Linked DNA regions of Homo sapiens: all the other regions are linked to region 1. Evidence: chromatin contacts called from ENCODE Hi-C or POLR2A ChIA-PET data. All regions are on one chromosome and are shown on one strand. The core of a region is the stretch at or near the end of the contact, and the rest is flanking DNA. Distances in the headings are between cores, read along the strand shown. Region 1 holds the start of SAMD9L (sterile alpha motif domain containing 9 like). Region 2 overlaps CDK6 (cyclin dependent kinase 6). Region 3 overlaps CDK6 (cyclin dependent kinase 6). Region 4 holds the start of CDK6-AS1 (CDK6 antisense RNA 1).

Evidence for each region. A loop is a pair of places that touch in the nucleus more often than their neighbours do. ChIA-PET counts read pairs that join two places held with the same protein, here RNA polymerase II (POLR2A). Pooled maps may share reads with other maps.
Region 2: a pooled map shows a loop between it and region 1 (2.4-fold over the local background). The contact joins the enhancer-like site here to the promoter of SAMD9L in region 1. A Hi-C loop is called at or near these places in 3 of 50 pooled maps. POLR2A ChIA-PET finds 5 or more read pairs at or near these places in 2 of 52 experiments (AG04450 and GM10248).
Region 3: a loop to region 1 is called in a pooled map, with 5 times the contacts of the local background. The contact joins the enhancer-like site here to the promoter of SAMD9L in region 1. A Hi-C loop is called at or near these places in 1 of 37 single-sample maps with no recorded cell type and 5 of 50 pooled maps. POLR2A ChIA-PET finds 5 or more read pairs at or near these places in 2 of 52 experiments (Caco-2 and activated T-cell).
Region 4: a loop to region 1 is called in a map of naive thymus-derived CD4-positive, alpha-beta T cell, with 4 times the contacts of the local background. The contact joins the promoter of CDK6-AS1 here to the promoter of SAMD9L in region 1. A Hi-C loop is called at or near these places in 2 of 168 maps with a recorded cell type or tissue (both naive thymus-derived CD4-positive, alpha-beta T cell), 6 of 37 single-sample maps with no recorded cell type and 14 of 50 pooled maps. POLR2A ChIA-PET finds 5 or more read pairs at or near these places in 1 of 52 experiments (naive thymus-derived CD4-positive, alpha-beta T cell).

Annotation. Positions count from the first base shown.
Region 1 is chr7:93,146,472-93,149,892 of GRCh38, forward strand. It overlaps SAMD9L (sterile alpha motif domain containing 9 like), which reads right to left and starts at 1,914. Exons shown (of 5, transcript NM_152703.5): 1 at 1,723-1,914; 2 at 412-675. RefSeq lists an enhancer at 1,114-1,213.
Region 2 is chr7:92,672,841-92,676,261 of GRCh38, forward strand. All of the region lies in intron 4 of CDK6 (cyclin dependent kinase 6), which reads right to left. Among named protein-coding and RNA genes, the nearest start is that of FAM133B, 84 kb to the left of the region's middle. Within about 2 kb of position 1,796, at least 2 of the 41 ENCODE cell types and tissues checked have a DNase peak (open chromatin) inside an H3K27ac peak, as active enhancers do.
Region 3 is chr7:92,716,613-92,720,033 of GRCh38, forward strand. All of the region lies in intron 4 of CDK6 (cyclin dependent kinase 6), which reads right to left. Among named protein-coding and RNA genes, the nearest start is that of CDK6-AS1, 120 kb to the right of the region's middle. RefSeq lists enhancers at 1,266-1,315, 1,336-1,635. Within about 2 kb of position 1,504, at least 30 of the 41 ENCODE cell types and tissues checked have a DNase peak (open chromatin) inside an H3K27ac peak, as active enhancers do.
Region 4 is chr7:92,834,684-92,838,104 of GRCh38, forward strand. CDK6-AS1 (CDK6 antisense RNA 1) reads left to right here and starts at 1,800. Exons shown (of 2, transcript NR_110088.1): 1 at 1,800-1,880. CDK6 (cyclin dependent kinase 6) reads right to left here and starts at 1,890. Exons shown (of 8, transcript NM_001145306.2): 1 at 1,795-1,890. RefSeq lists silencers at 473-722, 1,833-2,192 and an enhancer at 1,303-1,382.

The sequences.
Region 1 (3,421 bases), core at 664-3,163:
AACCCATTATTCTATGCACTCCATAAGGACAAATTTCTTTACATTTTGTTCATTATCTGGCATTGCCTAGCACATAATAGCTTCTTAACAAAAATCTGTTAAATGAGTAACACATTTTCTTAGAGTAGTTAAAAGTAATGAATATTTGAAAGGCCTTGAGCTACCAGTGTCTGTGGGTCAAAGGACTTCCTCATTTTCCTAGGGAAATTATTTCGCTTGGCTGGAACTCCAGGTAGAAATCTGGGGAAATCTCTTTACTGTGCTACCCGTTAGGCCAGAATGAACTCCAGCTTCTATCATCTGGTCACAAATAATGAAAAGGAAGTTTTTTTTTCAAAAGGAAAGCAAAACAAATGAATATATTTTCTCCTGCAGTTTTTGTAGATACCCTAGTTACAGACTACACCTTACCAACTTTCTGCTGTGTCACTCACAGTCACCGAATGAGGCCATTTCTCACACAGCGTTTTCCCTGGAGGAGGTCCCTTTTGACTCTAGGTCCCCAGTGTCTTAAGACCTTTGCTGTTTTCACCCTCTGCCTTTGCTGGGAAGCTGCTCTTCTGGCAAGGGGCTTACACTTTCCACAGACACAGTCTGCTCGGGTGAGATGCAATACCTTCTTTTAGCTGGTGTCCTCTTTCAGAAATTTAACCAGCCAGTCTCTCTCTGGAAATGCTAAAGATGGAAAAAACAGACTCCAGATTTTTTCTTTCGTTTTAGCCAGTACAATTTTAAGAGCATCTGGATGTATGCTGTTGGAACTAAGTAACAATCAAAATGACCATGATTAGTGTGGACAAATTTTGTGATTGCCTTGACTTAAGTCTTGGCTTTCTAGGGGCCCTCAGTGTCCTGTTTTGAAACAATTGTGAAGACAAATATTATCTTTAGCAACGTTGGTTATTGACAAAGGAGTTGCAGGTTGGCATCCTCAACACTTCAGTTTTCTCTCTTTGATGCTCAGCAAGAATTTCCAAGTCAGCAAACTCTCAGGGACAAGCCCACCCCATCTTTGAGAGACCCTCAGCAACACCGCTGATATCCATGCCCTAGGGAGGTGTTCTGCTCTGCAGGATTCTTAGAACTGATGTAGGGGAAACACACTTCAGAATCTGGCTGTAGCCCAGGAGAGCTACCCACACCCTCCTTGCATAGTCTGGCAGACAGAAGCCACACAAGCAAGTTAGTTTCGTTTTCCTGAAGAACACTTTGCATTTTTTTTCTTAGTTTTCAACCAGATTGCTGGATAAGATGTATGTGAATGAAATACTTTAATAGAATAATATTTAGCCTCTGCAGAGTATTAACTTTGATAAAATGTAAAAGTTTTAATAACATCTTACGTTATGAAGACAGAATTTTGTGTAATTACACAAGATCACACGTTCCTTTAGAATCTTCAGTGCTTAAATTCCTGACCCTGTTTGCATCGTTTCTCTATCCTCTTTTCCAAAGCCTGCCTGCCACAATCAGAAACCCTCCCACTATCCTAATTACACTTAATGGTATGTTTCTTTTTAGAAGAGCACTTACAAAGTTATTATCAGTTAAATATACTGACATGTATTTAATCCATTGATTTTTCTAATTACTCTAGTATTTTTATAAGTAATCGTTTATGTACAAACATATATTTATATAAAAAGTACAGCTGAAGTTTTAAAAAATAGCTGTCGCCTCAAAAGCATAACAAATAAAGGTTTAATGATTCAGTTTACTTACCAGGATTTTCCTGAAAATGTCATCGTTTTATATCAGAAACTTGAAACAGGCCATTTGAACTTTTGCTGTCTCATTCCTCTTCTGATGGCTAGGAGACATGAAGTGTAAGGATCCTTTTTTAAAAACTGAGGCATTAAATTGTGAAGTCTTCTGTTCTCCCAGTACTCTGACTTTCTGAGGGTGTGTCAGAGTGCCAGTTGAGAAGCAGGAGGAAGTTGAAGTATAGACAGTTTCAGTTTTGCTTTAGAACATTCTTTTTTCTTGAGTTTAGAAGGATCTGAAATGTTTTTTAATCAATAACATTACCAAAAATATCAATAAATTTGAATCACTGCTTAGAAACTGTTTACCAGGCAGATTTTTAAGTTATAAGAGTTAAGGAATAAGGAAACAACAAACAAACAAACAAAAAAACCCAGTGACCCAAAAAACTACCTACAGGACAAAGAGAATGGAAATACCAGGGAGAAAATTAATATGTCAGTGCAATCTAAGTTCCTGTTACTGGTTGAATTGTGTCCCCCAAACATTCATATGTTAAAGTCCTAATCCTCACTCCCTCCAAATGTAACTGTATTTGGAGATAAGGTCTTTCAGGAGATAATTAAGTTAAAATGAGGTCATTAGAGTGTCTGTAATTGAATCTGACTGTGTCCTTGTAAGAAGACGAGATTGGGACACAGACACATACAGAGGGAAGACCATGTGAAGACACAAAGAAAAGATGGCCATCTACAAGCCAAGGAGAGAGACATCAGAAGAAACCAACCCTGATAATGTCAGAGACATTCGAACCAGAGTGACTCCATTTTGAATGAGGGCTACGAAAATGAGGCTGAGACTTGCTGGGCTGCCTTCTCAGAAAGGTAGGCATTCCTAGCCTCTAGATGTTTATGATTAAGGGAGCAAATTAATAATATTTACTAAGCAGACCGTGACTTGGGAGTGTCCAGATATCCCAATATCTGGAGAACAGAGGCATTCTTAATTTTGCTTTAAAGAAAATAATATTGATTCTTGCAAAATACACTAATTAAGAAAATTAATTCTTTATCAGAAACCCTTGTAGCAAAACACATCTCTCCATATATACAAGCATTGTACCTAGGGTGGATGTGTTCCTCCTCTTACTTTCGGGAACGTCCTACTCTGTCTGTGGAGTAGCTGTCCTTTTACCACTGTACTTTCTTAATAAACTTGCTTTTACTTTGCACTGTGGACTCGCCCTGAATTCTTTCTTGCATGAGCTCCAAGAACCCTCTCTAGGGGTCTGGATTGGAACCCTGGTCCTGTAACATTTCTGGCAACCATGAGGGACCGATACTGAAGAACCTCCCCACCAACCCAAAGGAAATGGACTATAGCACTGATTGGATGACTTTGGGTAAGTGGTGGGGTACCCGGGTAAAGAATGGGATTGGGTTAGAGGCCCAACTTAGGGGAATTAGAGTCTCTCCGAAGACAGGGTGAATTAGAGACCCCTGTTAATAAAAGGCAAAGATGCTTGACTGACCTCGGATTAGAGGACCAACTTAAAAGGTTTAGAGTTCCTTCTAAGATTTAGGGGGTTAGAGGGCCCTCTCAGTAAAGTCCCTCTCTGCTAAAAAAGGGTTTGGCACTGCAGGCTATGCACTTTGTATTAATCTGCCTTGTCCTCCTTGCTGCATAAATCAATTTCTTGGTTGCTGTCTGTGTTTCA
Region 2 (3,421 bases), core at 546-3,045, 470 kb before region 1:
AAGATTGCAGTAGCAAGTCTCAATAAATGGCGGCTGCCATCAATTTCCTTCTCTCCTTATTTGCACACACTGTTGCTCGTATCAAGGGATGGATTTTATTCATCTTCCATTGAATCTGAGTTGGCCTTAGTGACTTACTTGACCTACAGAATATGGTAGACGTAATGTCTGAGACTACCAATGTTAGGTCATAAGAAGCCTGAGCCTAGGCCTTTTCTCTTGAGATGCTACCTCTTGGAACCCAGCTGTCATGCTGTGAGAAGCCCATGAAGATGCCCTGGTTGACAGCCCCAGTTGAGCTCTCAGCTGAAAGCCTGCGAATGAGCCATCTTGGACATTCAAGCCAACTGACCTCCCATATAACTGCAGTCCCAGACAATGTCACACAGAGCAGAACTGCCAGCTGAGTCCGGTCAACTGACAAGATTATGAGTGATAATAAAATGACCGTTTTAAGTCTTTAGATGATTATATGGCAACATCAAATTGGAAAAAGATTCTTGACAGGTTCCCCCTCTATATCTCATCTAACATATTTTGCTTTGAATTCACACATGGGTCAAGTTTTGTTTAAGTAATACTGGTTGATATCTAATGGAGGGATGGTTGTGATATAATAGAAATAAAAAACAAAACACAAAACTGACAATACTGAAACAATGTTACTCAAGTTACCATTTGGCCCCAACATATCTTTCTATCAATGCATCACCTCCCAGAGTATTTTCCATCAATGCATCACCTCCCATAGAACTTCCATAGCCTTTATATCCTAGTCACATCTATACTGCACCACTGGTTTTTAACCCTGCCTGTTCATCAAAATCCCCATGGGGTTTTAGAAAAACTTAGGTGTATAGGTCTTATCTTGTGCCACTGAATTAGACTTTCTGTGGGCTGAACTTTTTGGGTTGGAGTTTTCCTCTTTTGTTCCTTCCTTTTTTTTTTTCTTTTTGAGATGGAGTCTTGCTCTGTTGCCCAGGCTGGAGTGCAGTGGCATGATCTCAGCTCACTGCAACCTCCGCCTCCCGGGTTCAAGCAATTCTCCTGCCTCAGCCTCCTGAGTAGCTGGGACTACAGGCGCACGCCACCACACCCGGCTAATTTTTTTTGTATTTTAGTAGAGACGGGGTTTCACCATGTTGCTCAGGCTGGTCTCGAACTCCTGAGCTCAGGCAATCTGCCTGCCTCAGCCTCCCAAAGTGATAAGATTACAGGCATGAGCCACTGCGCCTCCCCCTTTCTTCTTTTTTTTTTTTTTTGAGTTCTTCAACTAATCCTCACCCTTGGCTATGTTTGAACACCACTAGATTATGCAAGCATATCCCATCGCTCTTGTCTCCATGCTTTTGTTTATATCATTTTCCTAGCCTGGGCAACTCTTCTTTCTCCTCTCCACATATGTAAATTTCACCTATTCTACAAGGCCTAGCCTAGATGCCAGCACCACCCTGTTGCAGCACCAGCTGCTATCTGAAAATCATACCTTGTAACATAGCTCATAATATGGTTTGTTCCTGAGGACATGGCCCTGCCTTAATCTATGTTTATATCTGTAAATGCCTATCACAGTACTGTAAACACAACAATAAGGGCTTATACACCTATCAAATTAATCCTTTTAAGGCAATCATTCCTAGAAAGATAACTGGGCAAAATTCAATGACCAGTCATTTCCAAAAGGGAAGGTATTGTTTTTGCTAAGAAGAGTGTCCAATACTGGGGTCTAGTTTTAGTTACATTACTTGTTTCTGCTTTATTAATATTTCTAGCTGGAGGAACACTTCTTTGCTTCCCTGACACACTGTAAACAAAACTGCAGGTGCAAACTGTCTGTAAGGTTCCACTTGAGTGGTTGACAGAAATACACAGATATCATGAAGGCACACACTTATCTTTCTACCTCAATTCAAAATAAAGTCTAGCAACATAAAAAGAAAAGTTTAATCTGAATACAGCCTTATTTTAAGCTGTTCTAAGGAAAATATTATTTCTTTCTTTTTTCTTTTTAGACAGGGTCTTGCTCTGTTGCCCAGACTGGAATGCAATGGTGCGATCTTGGCTCACTGCAATGTCCACCTTCCAGGCTGAAGCGAGTCTCGTGTCTCAGCCTCCCAGGTAGCTGGGACTACAGGCACACGCCACCACACCTGGCTAATATTTTTGTATTTTTTGTAGAGATAGGGTTTCACCATGTTGGCCAGGCTGGTCATGAACTCCTGGCCTCAGGTGATCTGCCCACCTCAGCCTCCCAAAATGCTGGGATTACAGGTGTGAGCCACTGTGCTCAGCAAGAAACTGGTTTCTGATTGATTACCCATCCTAAAAAACTTTAGTAAGGCTGACTGTCTTCATTTTCAATACTTCAGTCAGTTATACCTATTATGATAAATAAATGTATAGACAGTCAAAATCATAATAACAATATTGATATGTTAGGGAAATTCCCTCTATTCCTTTTAAAATTTAGTTACCACTCAAAATGTAGAATGAATTTTTATCAAATGCTTTTTAAAATGTCTATTAATAATGACCATATAATCATTTGCCTTTGTTTTATTAATGACGTATTAGTTACATTAACAGATTTCCCAATATTGTAGCATCCTTGCCTTCTTGGAATAAATCATTTCTGATTGTGTATTATTCTTTTAAGACACTCTGAAATTCTATTTGCTAGTATCTATTCAGGATATTGACTTATATTCATAAATGAGGCTGATCTGTAGTTTTCTTTTTTGTGTTAATTTTTCATGTTTTGTTATCAGGGATATTCAAGCTTCCAATCTTTATTATATTCTGGAATAGTACAAACAACAGAAGAATAATCAGTTTCTTGAGGGTCAAACAATCTCGCTCATAGAGCTGTCTGGATCTTTGTTAGCAGTGTGTCTTAACGGTCTTTTGAATTTCTTCTTGGTAATTAGTCTGCTCAGCTTTCAACCTCTTTAGAAGCCAATTTTCGTAATGATAAAGGATTTTCCTACGAACATTCTTAATCTAGATTTAAAAATGTATTGACTTAAATTTGAACATAGTATTTCTTATAATCATTTTAATTTCATCTGTTTCCTTGGTTATACTGATTTTCTTTTTCTTAATGTTGTAAATTTTTGTTTTCTCTTTATATCTGTCAGGTTTGTCAGAAGTTTAGCCATATTATTTATATAAAAAAACTGACATAATTTTATTTCCATTTTGGGAGGATTATTGTTTTATTTTATAATTTGTTGATTTCTATTTTTATCTTTTAAAATTTTCTCCTAATTTCTTTGTTGTTGTTGAGTTTTTTTTTGAGTTAAAATTTAGCTCATTTCTTTTCCATTTTAATTAATAATAAAATGCTAACTACATATTTGTAGATAAACTTTTCTCATTTTTGCTCATCTTTAAATACTATGTAATTTATCTTTAATTTAGA
Region 3 (3,421 bases), core at 254-2,753, 430 kb before region 1:
TTGCCACCTCTCCTTTCCTTAAAAGGAAGCAGTGACAGCTCTAAAATACAAGCAGCTCACGTGTCCAAAGAATTAAAGAGGACACAAAAATCCAAATTATTGAAATGTTGCTTTATATTCAATTCCAAGGACCATGTCTCATACTCCTATGAGTATGAATATAACACTTGCGTTGAGTTAAGCAAATTTAGGGGAGATGGAATTATCTCATTAAATAGAACTCTTCAGAGAAGCCCCTAAACTAGCACAGAGGCATATTCCCAAAAATGTTAAATGTAGGAGGCAAAATGTTTTTTCATCTTCTGGATCCCTGAGAAGCCCTTTACTTGAAAAACTTTCTGAAGCATATGGTCTCATTAATCTTAAGACAATGCTTAGTCTTTATATCCAGTTTGGCCTCAGGCTTTTGAGATTTTGAATGGCATCATATAGGGTGTCCGTATGAAAAACAGGCCCAGGCATGGTAGCTCATGTCTGTAATCTCAGCACTTTGGGAGGCTGAGACAAGAGGATTGCTTGAGGAATTTGAGATCAGCCTGGGCAACATAATGAGACCCCCATCTCTTAAAAAAAAAAAGAACGTAGCTGGGCGTGGTGGTGTGAACCTGTAGTCCTACTACTTGGGAGGCTGAGGCAGGAGGATGGCTTGAGCCCAGGAGTTGGAGCCTGCACTAAGCTATGACTGTGCCATTGCACTCTAGCCTGGACGACACAGCAAGACCTGGTCAAGGAAAGGAAAGGGGAAAGGAAAGGGAAAGGGGAAGGAGAAGGGGAAAGGAAAGGAAAAAGGAAGGAAGGAAGGAAGGGAGGGAGGGAGGGAAGGAAGAAAGGAAGGGAAAGGAAAGAAGAAAGAAAGAAAAAGAAAGAAAGAAAGAAAAGAAAGAAAAGAAAAGAAAAAGAAAGAAAGAAAAGAAAAAGAAAGAAAGAAAGACAGACAACCAGATTCTCTGTATCATACCCTGATAGATGCTGGCTGAACAAATGTAGGAAAAAAGCAAGGAACTTCTGGCTCTTTCTCCGAGTAAAACATCCTCCAGGCAGTAGCATTACAGTTGAACTGTTTTTGTCCAGAACTAATTCGCAACAGTGACCACTTATGAAGGAGCTAGAATTAGGTGAGTCAAATGAATGACTATCTTTTATAAACAAGGGAATCAGTCATTTGATTCACTTCGCAAATCCACTTGGTGCAATTAGATAGCCACATGCATGCACATGCACCAACAGCAGCTTTCTGTGCAGTATGGAATACATTCTCTTTCTACATGGCAGAAATTCTCACAGTGGTCATCGATATTTGCCTTCACCGTGGAGGCAGAGCTAACCTATCAGATGGTAACTCAAATGTGTTTTATTACCACTGAGAACGCGCAGTGGAGAATCTGGATGGGTTTTCATGTTTGTTTTGGCTCTGGCATTTTCCATGTACCCAGCCCTGGGAATCCTAAAGAAAACGTGTCCTGTTCCCAGCTCTGTGCACTGCCCCCATTGTGTTCCACTTCCCTCACTGGTGAAAGTGAAAACGAAACCGGCACAAACCCTCCATTGTTAACTATGAAATATGTACTGGCAACTGGATGTTTTAACAAAACAGACCTGGTTGTGTCATGGCAAGATGTTGAGAGGGGAAGGAGTCACAGGAGCCCTTCCTGCTTCAGAGGTGTGTCCTGCACTTTCGCTGAGGTGCCGAGGCGACGGGGCTTTGGGTTTTTTCCATTATACTCATGTAATGTTCTTGGTTTGATTTATTCAGTATGCACTGGCAGCTTTTGGAGGCTTCTGTGGGAGCTACTCGGCTGCCCAAGCCGAGGCACAAACCCTGCCAGGTCTCCATAGTAAATACAACACGCACGAAGAGGAAACAAGCATAAACAATTTATTTTCTCCTGTAAAAGATGACATTGTTCTCCGATCTCTGGTCCTGCTTCACTTTGTCACTTGGTGGTGCCAACTGGGTGCCGTGGAATGAGTTATTCCAAACACACACACACACCCCAAGCACGAATTGCATGACGCGCACATTCACAGGGCCCACATCCAGGCGCGTTCAACAGGAGGATGCTGGTGACCTCTTTAAGCATCCCACATTTTGACCTGGGTAAGGAGGGAGGGCTTCCCTGGCCCTTAGCCTAGGCAGGTTCTTGAGCCTTATCATATGGCCTCATAAAACCATATCCCTTTCCTTTATTGCATTTATCTCTGTTTCTAACTAGACATTTCTTTGTGTGACTATCTGATTCAGATCTATCTCTCCATCTCGCTTGTAAGCTCTCTGACCTTGTCCATTTCCATTCACCATCATCCCTCAGCTTCACTGACAGCGTCTGCACATAGAAAGTGATCAGTAATTATTTGTTGACTGAAAGCCACAACTCCATTTCATTGATTTTCTCCCCTAGGCTTATCAAAGTTTCTGAATCCACGAGGTTCCGTTAGTGTTACTAAATGCTATCAACACTGAGGTCAGAGTAAGGAAGGAATATCATCAGAGGCACAGGAAGGGGATGTAAGTAATTTTTTTTTCTTCAACTTTAAGTTCCAGGGTACATGTGCAGGATGTACAGGTTTGTTACATAGGTAAACGTGTGCCATGGTGGTCAGCTACACAGACCATCCCATCACCTGGGTATCAAGTCCAGTATTCATTAGCTATTCTTCCTGATGCTTTCCCTGGCAATTTTTGTAATACTTCTGGTATTAAATAAGTTAATGATCTCAAATAAAGCAATATTGGGAATCTTATCAGTTACAGATTTAAAAAAAAATTTCCAAAATTAAGTTTTGTACTTTGTACAGCTGTCGAATAAAAGTCTTCTCATGTTTAACATTTACTTGTTGTCTTTTTGTAATTTCTATGGAATAAAGGGTGTTTTCAGAACATGTATATCTTTTATTAGTGAAGGTAATATGGAAAAAAAGATTCTTGGAGAAAGAGAATATAATTCACTTAGTGAGAATTTTATTAAGTCACTAAAAAGATGGGAACATACTCCCACTCTTCCATTATGGTACAAAGAGGAATGTTTCTCTAAACTATACAGGTGTGTTTGGCACAGGCATTTGAAGGAAAAATGCTAACTTCATGAATAGCATTAAATGATTGTATAAAGGCCCCAAAAATACAAAGATACTGAGGTACCAAAAAGAATGACCTCATTTTAGGGTACACTTCTCTCTACCCACGGATGGCTTTATGATGGCTGTCCTGGGGAGTGGCTGGCTCTAACTGCCTGGGTGTTGGCAATCACCTGTGGTATAAAAACATCAATACTGGCATTGCCTTGGGTGGTCCTTACAGTATTCCCATGTACACTGAGAGCAGCACAATGAATGTGCTGTTGCAATTATGGACTTGGGTGATTTTAAGGGAGAGGACACAGATAGGACTGAATCAAGAGAATGCTTCATTTTTCCTAAGCAA
Region 4 (3,421 bases), core at 550-3,049, 310 kb before region 1:
GGTGGGGGGTTAAATCCTGCGCCTCCAGGGGTGAGAGAGAAGGTCTCTGTCCTCGGGGCCCGGACTCGCGAACCTTTTCCCATTCCCAGGACCTCCCCGCTGTAGGTAGCAGAGGTGGCTGCCCCATTCCCCCTCCGGCTAAAGGCCCGGTCCAGTCTGCAGCCGGACGCCCCCGGAGCCCTCTGCACAACAAAGCGCCAGAGTAGGGTACCCTAACTTTCCCTCCCCATTCAGCAGCTATCTGGGACCTAGGGGGCCTCCCTCCTCCAGGGCCGCCGCGGCCTCGGCAGGACTTTCACCACGACGGCCGCATGTCCGGAATTCCCGGGGCACCTCGGAATTACCTGCCTCGCAACCGCTGGCCCGCTCGCCTTTTGCCAGGAATTAAACAAACGGCGCGACCCCCACGATGAGCGGGTGGAGCGGACCGCGGCGAGAGCAGAGCTTCTGGCACTCACTACATTCAGAACTTTCCTTAAAAGCCGAGGAAAGAGCCCCCAGGGACTGCCCGGGGGTCTGAGCCAGGTCGAGGGCCACACAGGTAGCCGGGGAGCCGCCGCCGGCCGCCCAACCCGCCTGTCCTGCATCCCCCCAACCCCCTCCCGCTCGAGTCTAGCCCCGGGCTCCGCAGCGAAGGAAGCGTCGGGGACGTCCCACCCCCGCAGGGAACTGCGCCTGCTGCCCCCGCCGGGCCCCGCACTGCCCTGGCTCTCCCCCCACTCGCCCCCCAGACGGTCGGCTTCGGCGGAGAGAAACGGGAGCAGCAATGCCTTTTCCCCCCCTCTCCTCCACTTTTTTTTGTTGTTGTTGTTGCTTTCCCACGCTGGCTGAATGTGACTTGACCCCATTTCAAAAAAAGTTTGACATAGTGCTTCAACATTTCCGCATTCCTCCGCGACTACAAAGGCTGCAGCCGCCTCCTTCTGCTTTCTGTCTCTGCTCTCTGTCTTCACACTCAATGAAATCCTTCATGCGCCTCTCCCGAAGCCTGCCAAGCACCACAAGGGTCGCCACCAGCACAGCGACAAGAGGCCACACCGGGGACCGCGACTCCCGCGTGTGCGCACACGCAGATGCGCCCATATGCACACGGACGGGCGCGCTGCGGGGACCAGGGCTGCTCACTGCGGGGCGTGTGTTTAACTCCAATATTTTAAATTATAAAAGTAAACTTGGAAACTACAGCAAACGTGCGTCTTCGCGGGGCTCCAAGCCTGGGCACTGGCCGGCTGCGTGCACTTTTCTGTGTATAACACGCCCGCAGGAAGCCTGCGTTAACATTTATCTCGTGGAGGGGAAGGTGGAGCCCACACCCACACCTCAGCGAGCTGGAGAGGGAGTTTTCGAGGGGGAAATGCAAGCACATTCTCCAGCATGGAGTCCCTAGAGGCAGTGCATTTTAAACCCTAAATGTGAATTATTATGTGAGTGTCCGAGTAGAGTTCCAGTTCCGTTTGGAGAAACTGTATGAGGCGTGTTCCGTGTGGGTGTGTGTGCGTACGGATACGTGGAAGCAGGATCTCGGTGTCGCGGGTGTCCCTAGGCTGGGATCTCCCCCTCTCATCAGATAAGGAGAATCCTCTAGCTCCCCAAAACTGGCCCCCATAACCAATCCCGTCTCAGTTCGTAAGGGGTTAACCAAAGCCGATTCCAAGGAAACACAGGTCCCCCCCACCCCCCGCCACCCTCCACTTACCCCACCCACAGTTCTGCCTCGGACCCCGGCCAATCCCCCAGATCTCCCCCGGGACCCCCCACCCCGCAGCCCACCCACCCGAGCGCACAGCTCCTCACCTGAGGGGCCCAGTCGCGTCGGGCCTCCCGAGGGGGCTGCGAGTGTCAGTCGGCTCTCCGCACGTGTCCGCGGCCTCGCGGAGCAGGTAATCAGACTCTGGGGAAGGAGTTACCAGCACTCTCTCCGGCGAGGGGGTGGGCACAGCGGCGGAGGGCGGAGGGACGGCGGAGGGCGCCGCCCGCGCCGCTCGCTGGGGGCGGACGGGGGCCGCTGGGCTCCGGCCGGCGCTGGGGGCCCCAGCCGGGGAGGCAGCTGGGGCGACCGTGCGGGGTGGGGGCAGGGACCCGCGAAGCCAACTCTGCCGGAGACCCACCCCCCGGCGGGGCTGGGGGCTCGTGGCGCAGTGGCAAGAAAGTGTGCAAATTAAAGCCTTCCGGAGAGAAATGAGGCGGCCGAGTCCCGGCAGTGCTCCGAGCTCCGGGCTCCCTAGCTCCCTTCTACGAGTCGGGGGCTAGAAGGGCGCGGTGGGGGTGGGGGTGGGGGGGAGAGTTAAATGAAAATTTCCGGCTTTCGCTGAAACTGTAGTAGGGGGATCCTGCGACTAAAATAAGCGGCATTAGTGGGAGAGAGTGGGACGTGTCGTCGGGAGTCGGCGGAGTTTCCAAACCCAGGGTCGCCCAGAGTTGGGGTTTTGACAGGGTGAAGCGGGGGGCATCCTCACTGTGTGACGTGGACGGATGGGAAAAACACAAAACAACCAACAATAATTATGAGCGGCCAATGGGGGTGGTAAATACCAATACTTTCCAAGAAACTGAAAAATCAGACCAAAAAATAACTCTTCTCTTAAAAAAATAAAGAAAAAGTTTGGCAGGATGCCTTGCAGAAAAGAAAATACTAATCTATCCAAGCACTTTTCACTTTCAGCATGAGCTACATTTGTTTTGTTTTCCTTCGCTTCCTTTCTGCCTCACAAAGCCCTATCTTTTCCTTTTAGACAGAGGATATGGTTTGGAAATTGTCAGGCACTCTTATGGTTAACGATCTACTTGAAGGGGCTGGCGGGCTCACAATTATTAAGTGGTTAGTAACTGCTGAGGGTTCACTAACGTATTTCAGAGGAGCTAAAAAGACTAAAATTTAGTGTAAATAATAGAACTGCAGATAGTAGATACATACACAAAAAGAGGAGTGCTCAGTTTAAATGCATTATTGGAAATCTGAAATTTGAAACCTTGTAAGAATGTATACTTTACCTGCTGAGAAACCCTTGAATACAATTATTTCAGGTGAAAATTAGATTTTGGAGAAAAAAAAGTCTTTAAAACTTTCTACAATGGAGTAAAAGAAAACTTGAAATAGCTGTCTTTTTGGAAAGAATTTGGTGTTCTCCCCAAAATCTCTATCTGTAGAATACTTGAAACCCTTTAAAACATCTTAAAGCAAAACTTTTCACAAAATTATTTACTTAAGTGCTTTGTAGAAAAATTAAAACCTGGCAAAATTCTGTTTGAATTGGAAATACTACTTCTATAAATCTTTTGACTTTAAAACCATGTTACTAATCTCACAGTAAATCAAATTTTTGCCTTTATAAAACTGATTCTATGTTATAGTGTGAGGTAAGGCTAGGGAAATAAAAATTGATGCATTTTCAGTAGCACATATTTTGCAATGCATTATAAT